2 separate regions of the Mus musculus genome follow, and region 2 is linked to region 1. Evidence: chromatin contacts called from ENCODE Hi-C data. All regions are on one chromosome and are shown on one strand. The core of a region is the stretch at or near the end of the contact, and the rest is flanking DNA. Distances in the headings are between cores, read along the strand shown. Region 1 holds the start of Hipk2 (homeodomain interacting protein kinase 2). Region 2 holds the start of Tpk1 (thiamine pyrophosphokinase).

Region 1 (4,042 bases), core at 1,278-3,777:
TCCTAGGGAAAGAAAGGATGAAAATCAGTAGGGCTTTGGAATAGTAATCATTACCTCTTCTTGAACCCCTACTATTTAAACAAATTCTCTTGAATCTAATCTCAGAAGCAGTGGTGAGAAGTGTATGAAACACTTTGTTTGTTTGTTTGTTTGTTTGTTTAAAGTCAAGTTCCTAATCACTGTGCTGATACAGGTGAGGACACAATAAGTTATCATTACCACCCATTGCCTACATACACCAGGCAATGAATAGTTGCTAGGGATAACATGTTAAGTAAGACCTGTGTGGTTTCTGCCCTCATTGAGCTTATAGTTAGAGATACACTGCCCAGTATGGTAGCCACTAGCCACCCGTGCCTATTAGAATTAATGTTTAGTTCCTCAGGCACTAGCTGCATTTCATCATAAGTTCAGTGCCACAAGTGAATGGAGAGAGTTCTGTTGACCAGCATGGAAAGAGGCAGAGGAAGCAACAAGCAATTGCATATCTATGTAGTAAAGGCGGGGTAGAAACTGATGAGTGCAGGGGAGCGTATATTCATATTAATATTCTTATTATAATTAAGATGTAGAAACCAAGGTTCAGTGAGGTCAGACAAGGAGACCATGTTCATACACTTGCCAAGTGGGAGAACTAGGGTTTGAACTCAGGTTTGTCTTCTTCACATTATTTAGGTTGTTTTATGGAGGAAATGAGCCAACCTGCAGGGAGGTAGGAATTCTTTAAAGAGAGAAGACACCACTTGTGGGAATGTGACATTTTGGGCAAAGGCATAGATGAGCAAGGTTGGCAGAGGACCACAGGTAAACCAGTCGGGCTGGAGAGGCAGTGATTTGTTGAAATCATGTCCTAGGAGAGGTAAGTTGGAACCTGTCTGTCTTGACTAAAAGCCAAGGAACTAAGAGACTTAGCACTAGATGAAGGTGAGTCTTTAGAAGATAGAAGTAGGAGCATGGAGTGGCCAGAACCACTCCATTTGAGAGAGCAGCAGTATTTAGGAGCAACCGGCCATGAACAAATCTAGGGAAACCAGTTAAGGATTACAAGGGGATAGAAAGGGACAAGTGAAGAGTGTGAAGGAAGATCGTAGGGGCCTAAAGATCTAAAGTTAAGGTCCAATACTTTGTATCATTGGATAATATCCTTTACTGTTGTGGGCTTCTTGGACTGCAAAACGGCAAGGCAGGCCTAGATGATCTCTGAGGTTCCCCTTACCAATGGTCGCCTAGGAGTCTACAACGTGAAGAACATTAGAGTAAGGAAAGCACTAGTGTAATGTAATATGAAATATTGAGGCAAAGAAGATCGCCGTCAAGGACCATCCCAAGATGAAGTGAAACTTATTTTCCAGTAACAAAACCAGCCACGTGTGTGCAGGAGCTAGGTTGTTTTTTTATTTTTGGGTGGTGGATGGGCACGGGATACAGAAGCTGGAAAGATAGTGAGAAAACAATGGTCTTAAAAAGAAAAGAAAACAATGGGCTTGTTTTAAAGAAAGTTCTCCAGAGTTAGAGGTCATCATATTACATCCCCACCCTCAAGGTAGCTTCTAAACTGTTTTGGACCTATGATTTACAGGTAGGAAATACAATTTACATCAGGTGTCCAGTATTCATACCTGAAAATAAAGGGTTTATGAGACAAAATATTTTTTGCTGGATACTAATATTTTGTTGGCTTTTCAGAAGCTTTGTTGTCACCCACTTAATTTCTTTTATGAACTATTCATATATCAGGACTCAACAAGTTTTCGTAAGTTGGAGGCAAAAGGCAGGGCGTCCCGTGCAGACGTCCAGAAGCGAGCTGGAGAGGCAAATCAGGGCAGAGATCCAGGCTAGGAGAGTTTAGAGAACGTTTCGCTCCGGCCCGAGTGAGCAGAAAAAAAGCAAAACCCTGGAGCCACTAGGTGGGACCCTCCCACCCGGATGATGGAGGAGAGGGCTCTCCAAACATCGGGATCAGGCGTCCATCCTGACGTTGCGTTTTCCCCGAGCAGTTCAGGGAGCTCCCCCGACATTCTCCCGGGAGGACTACGCGCCCACTCCCTCCAGTCATTTCCCCCGCGTGTCGGCTAGAACGGAGCCCGCACGCGCTGGGGTGAAGACACTTTGCCCGGCAGCGGGACTGCTGTCGGCAGCAGCCGCTCGCGCTCCCCGGCCCGGTCGGCCGGCGCGCGCACACCCACGCGCGCACTCCCAAGCACGCACACACAAAGTTGTGGCCGCCTCCACCGCGGAGCTCCGGTCGGCGGCTGCGGGCCAGCGCACCGCGCTCTCGCCCAGCCCCGCTCGCACGGCCGCTCGGCTCCCCTCGGGCCGCGCTCGGCCCCCGCCGACGCCCCGCTCTGCCCTTCGGCTCGGCCCTCCCCGCCTCGCATCCGTGCCATCGGCGCTCGATTGCGCGCGGACTCCCTGGGGCTCTTCCCGGCTCGTTCGCTCGCGCTTGCCCGCCCGCCCGCTCGCGCCCGGCCGCGCCGCCCCGCCCCCGCCCCCTCCCCCTGCTCCTCACGGGCAACTTTTGCCGGCGCCCCCGCCTCACAGCCATGCGGAGCTGAGCTCCGGCCCGGGCCCTGGCCGCCGCAGCCCGCCCCGGCTCCCGCCCTCGCGGACCCGCCCGGCCCTTGGCCTCGGCGCCTTAGCCGCCCCGGGCCGGCCGAGCCCCCCGCGCAGGGCCCGGGCCGCGGCTACGGCGGCGGCGGCGGCGGCGGCGACGCGCCCGCCCGGCCCCCTCCCCCGGCGCCGGCCAAGTGAGGCGGTGATGCGGGCGCTGGCGGCCTGGGCTGCGCCGAGAGCGGAGACACAGGCTCAAGATGGCAGATTCCCACTGAGGCTGAGGGGGCCGAGCTCGCGCGCCGCGTTCCCTTCTCCGTTGCCATGAACCGCGGACACCCCGGCCCCGATGGCCCCCGTGTACGAAGGTAAGGGGCACCCGGCCCGCGATCCCCCCGCTCGCTCGGCCAGCCGCGGCCCCCGTAGCTTTGTTCTGCCCGCGGCCCCTCGCCCGGCAGCCCCCGGCCGCAGCCCCGGGCCCTGGTCCTGGGGGCTCGCGACCTTCCCCGGTGCCCCCATCCTGGGTCCAGACGGGACCGGAGCCGGCCTGGAGCAGGATCTTATTTCCAGGGCAGAGAAGGCGGCTGGGGGGTGTGTGCCGGTGGGCTGCTGCCCAAAGAAAAGAAATGGGGGCGGCGTGTGGGAAAAGACGGATCCGTGACTGCTTTCTGTTTATTTGTGATAAATGAAGGTGATGCGGTCCTCCCCCATTACCTTTAAACGATCTCCTTTCTACTTGTCCGTCCTCTCTGCTCCCTTTTCCAAACATCTCCACTCCCACCCCACACTCCTTTATTCTTCCCGAGCCTCCGATTTTTGGGGGGTGGTGGTGGTGGTGGTGGCTGTGGAATCCGATTGAAAGGGGCCAAGCGATGAGAGAGGGTTGAGATGAAAAGTCCATTTCAGACCCAGGCAGAACAATGAAATAGGCTCAAAATCTCCCCGCAGTTGGCGTGTGGAAGGGAGAATGTAGTTTGGCTTTTTGGGGGGGGCGGGGAAGGGGGTGCGAAAGAAGGTTTTCTGGCTCGGCCTGGGTAGATCGGTGCTGTGCACCTTCACCTGGCGTTGGCTGATTTTTTTCCCATTTGACTGTCTTTAGAAGAAAGAAAAGGTAAGGCGATACAGCTGCCTCGCGCACTCTTTCGGTTCTCTTCAGTCAGTTCCGTCAGCTTGCAGCGAGAAAATCAAGCCGGAATCAACTAAGTTTTTACTCTTCTATGGGGTTTTGTGTGCTTGTAGTACCGGGTATTTTTCAACCAAAGTGTGCCAGATTTTTTCAGTTATTTCGTCGTGAAAATGTTTCTCTCGTGAAATCATTGAAATAGCAGCCCTTTACATACTTTTAGCGTGGGTCCATCTGGCTTTCTTTCGGTTTTGTTCAGATATTCTGTGTATGAAATCGCAAATGAGAGGGAAACGGGTTTGCCAGGAACCAAGAGGAGGGGCTAGGGGAGATTGTAATCCTATAAACCCAGGGAACTGTTGGGCCGAG
Region 2 (4,108 bases), core at 1,471-3,970, 4.8 Mb before region 1:
TTCTCCTGCCTCTTTTCCTCCCTGTCTCTCAACCTTCCCAGAAAGTTTCTCAACTTTACTCTGTAAACAAAACCTCTAAAACGTCTAATAACTATTTCTAAGTCCCCTTAAGAAGACAAGATGGCAATCACCTGACCATTGCAGGTAGTCAAATTAAGGCTCTACCCCTTCTAGAGGGCCAGGGGACTCCCTCTTCAATGGAGCCTGGACTATCCCCTCTGACAGAGACACTCCTCAGCAGAAAACACCTATAACACCCCTGCCTTGTATTTTTTTTTTTTAATGGCCTCTCAGAGTTCCAGATAGCTTCTTACTGAAAGATTACAGTTCCTAGCTTCCCTATGAACTACGGGGTAATTCCCTGATAAGGTCCCATCTTCTTCTGTAGGTATTTTGGTCATCTGCACATGTGGGTTGCGAAAGTGCCCCCTTGCCATGAATAAACATTGCCCCACCTAAGGCCAGACTATGCGTCTCTTTTTTCTGCTCTCCTCCCTTCAATTGCTCATTAATCTAACACACACTACCTCAATTTATCTATGTATTTAATGGAATCTTTGCCAAAATACCCATATTTTTCACAGAAAGAAAATGTTTTGAACCACAAAAGATCCCAACTAGATAAAGTATTCTGAACAAAGTGGTAGGTCTCACAGTATTTGTTTTCAAAGCACACTGGAAAATGACAGTAATTAAACCGGCCACTTAAAACCAGACACACAAAACAGTAGAAAAGACAACTCAGAGTTTGAGTCCCTGTTTCTGCAGTCAGTTGATGTCAGTGAAGGCAGTCAAATCATATCTTGGAGATGGTGCTATCCTTTTGTGAAAGGTTCTGCGAAACTGAACTTCTGTATGCGAAGAAAAGAAACTAGACACCTATCTTCTACTGGGTATAATAGTCAGTGGAAAAATGGATCAAGACTTAAATGTGAGATGTGAAATTCCAGAAGACAATATAAGAAAAAACACTTAGACATTGGTTAGAACAAAGATTTGTATTGTTTTTTTGTTTTTTTTTTCAGTATGTGTAAGGAACGTGAATGAAAAAAGGGAACAAAAGGGAAGGACATGACTGCTCCTAGGTGTGGTGAAGGAGAATGTTTATTGTAGATAAAAGGGAGAGCACAGCCAGAGTTGGGGACAACTGGAAGAAGTCTGAGCTGACACTTGTGAGGAGAGGGGAAAAGGGAGAGGCAGGAGAGGAGATGGTAAACAAAAGGACCAGGTATGCAAAATGGCTGGATTATATGGGAAGGGCTGGAGACATTTAGAGTAGGAGGTGGGGTATGCCATCCGTACCCTGAAACAGCTAGGAACTGAGCAATGCAGAGGGAACCTGACAACCAGGTCCATGTTGGCTCTTTGTCATGGGTTTGAGATCTAACAACTTTTCCAAACAACCATGGCAACAAATAATCTAAATTAGAAGTGGGCCAATGACTTGAATAGCCATGTCTCAAGAAAGGATGCATACATGGCCAAAAAAGCATAAACAATACTGCCCGCCATCGCAAATCCCCAGGGAGTTAAAATAAAACCACAACAGGATATCAACATGAGAGAGATGAGAGATGGAAGAGAGGGACAGTGATAAGGATTCTTACAAAGGGAAAGTAAGGAAGCTGGGCAAGGATGCAGAGAAAGAGAAACTCGATCATGGTTAATGGAAGTTTAAGTTAGCGTAGACCTATGGAAAACACAATGGAAACTCCTTAACTAAACAGGTGATAGAACTACCATATGGTTCACTCATCCCACTGCTGGGCATACATCCAAAGAGAATGGAAAACACAGTCAAATGCTCTGTACTCTTATGTTTATTGAAGTAGCATTCCTTTGCAAAGATATTGTAATAGAGAAATGGCATTCTTCAGTAATAAAAATAATGAAATAATGGAATTTACAGAGATGTGGATGGGACGGGAGGACATTATGCCTGCCAAGTGAAGTAAGTTGTCAAAGAAAGGCAAATAGTGTATGTTCTGCTAGCTAGAAGCTAAAATGTTGGCATCAAAACTGGAAAGAATTGAATAATGATTGCCCAAGTTTGGGAAGTGTATTTGGAATCTTTAAATAGAAAGAAATGGATGTTTGAGTTAAAAAGATTAAAAAGGACTTACCTATTACCCGACTGGGGAAGGGGAAGTTCATCAGTTAGAATGTTTGACTAGCTGGATACCCAGCACCAGCCACATTAACTTGACATAGTAGTCATGATTGAAAGAGCAGTACTTAGAAGGAAGAAACAGGAGGACCAGATGAATGAAGTCATCTTTCGCTACACAGTGATTTTTGAGGCTAGCTCGGTATACCTGGAACTGGTTTTTAAACGCAGGGATGGGTCTCTGTTATTTCTGGGCCAGCAGGAGACCTACAGGTTCTCAGAATTTTTGAGTCCTCATCTATGCTGGCTTAGAGATGGTGGTGGTGAAATTTTGGTTCTTTGGCTTTGCTAAAAAAAAAAAAAAAAGCTGCATTCCTACAACGTGGTGATTTATTTTAAAGGGTTCCCATTGGTATGTTTACAAAGCACTGTTTGTGCAAAGCACGGGAAGCAGAAGATGAAAGAGAAGGTGGACTCAGTGGACTGGGTGTAACAGATGGGCGAAGGTGGATGGAATTCTCCACTGTGCAGGGAACTGAGCACAGCAGGCTGGTACTAAGCACCCCGCGGTTGCTAGAAGCTACGCAGGCGGCAGCCAGGGGCCCCTCCGGAAGAGGCGGGGCTCTGTGCTCGCGCACGAAGCCCTCTCCCGCGAACGCGCGGCGCGCCCCAGGCTCCGCAGCCGAGCGCCGAGCTTTCGATCCGTCACTCCCGCAGCCCTCGCTCGCGTCGCTCGTGGCTCCACCCGCCATTGTGTAAGTGCGCGGCTGCCGGCGCGGGCTGGCGGGGCGGGGGCGCGGGAAAGAGGGAGCGAGGGAGGCCGCCCCTCGCCGCCAGTCCCCGGATGGAAGCTGGGGCGTCTGGGTGAATAGAGGCAGTGGCCGGAGCTGGAGCCTGGAGCTCGCTTGAGATTCCAGGTTCTCCAGCCTCTGCCTGGGACTTTCCCCCGCCCACCGCTGCACCTTCCTGGCCTCCCGTAGTGCCGGGTCCAAAGTGCCTGCTGCGGGATGCTTACTCCTGTCGCAGAATTACGTTTGGGAAATAACTTGGGACTTATTTTGTTTTCCATACAGAATCCATTCCCCGCTATGGAGCATGCCTTTACCCCGTTGGAACCCCTGCTACCTACGGGTACCGTATTCTTTACCATGCTACAGTGTCAGCACGAGCCCCGCAGAGGGACCTCATTCCTACCCTGAAGGCCTTAACCGAAAACTCCATTTCCTTTTTCCTGTGCGCAAGTTAGCAACCACACCTGTGCCTCTGTTTCCCTGTTTGGAAAGTGAACATAAATATTTAGTCTTTGCCCTGTAGAACTTTTGTGAGGACTGAGCGAGTTGATACAGTTTGTATCCTCTACCTGATATTCCAAGAGTAAACAACCAACATGCCAAACACACATATCCAACCGTGGAACATTTGACACTGGGAACGTGAGGGATGTCCATAGCTGTCTGTCAGGGACGTTTCTAATCATCTTGAAAGTACCTGAACTTAGTACAAGATCAGTACATGGTTACATACAGTGTCTTGAAGTTTTAACCCTAAGGCTTTTAATTTTTATTATAAAACTTGGTGCTGGGGATTGAGTCCAGAGCCTTGAAAATGCTAGGTAAGATACACTTATCAGTAAACTGATTACCCAGCCCATAGGATTTTTATTTCTCAAACTTTGAAGTTATTGTACTTCACATGATGACATGTGGAATGAGTTTTATTAGTAGCATTTATTCTTATGTAATTTGACTACAGTGATAAATTGTAAGGCTAGTTAGTTGTATTTAATTTTCAAGTTACACTTTTTATCTATGGATGTTTGTGTAGGTACATGTGCGCATATGCATATGGGGGTCAGATGTCATTCTGGGGTGTCATTCCTCAGGTGCTGTCATCCACTTTGTTTCTGAGTTTCTCACTGACCTGGAAATAATTGATTAGGCTAGGCTGGCCAGCTGGCCAACTGGATAGGGACCCCAGGTATCTTTCTGGGGCTACCTCTCT

What was found. A loop is a pair of places that touch in the nucleus more often than their neighbours do.
Region 2: a loop to region 1 is called in a map of heart, with 14 times the contacts of the local background. The contact joins the promoter of Tpk1 here to the promoter of Hipk2 in region 1. A Hi-C loop is called at or near these places in 2 of 37 maps with a recorded cell type or tissue (heart and v-Abl transformed pro-B cells).

The regions. Positions count from the first base shown.
Region 1 is chr6:38,874,675-38,878,716 of GRCm38, reverse strand. It overlaps Hipk2 (homeodomain interacting protein kinase 2), which reads left to right and starts at 2,527. Exons shown (of 15, transcript NM_010433.2): 1 at 2,527-2,918. The coding sequence starts at 2,900. It also overlaps a transcript of Tbxas1 not described here.
Region 2 is chr6:43,664,890-43,668,997 of GRCm38, reverse strand. Tpk1 (thiamine pyrophosphokinase) reads left to right here and starts at 2,720. Exons shown (of 9, transcript NM_013861.4): 1 at 2,720-2,862; 2 at 3,181-3,238. The coding sequence starts at 3,196.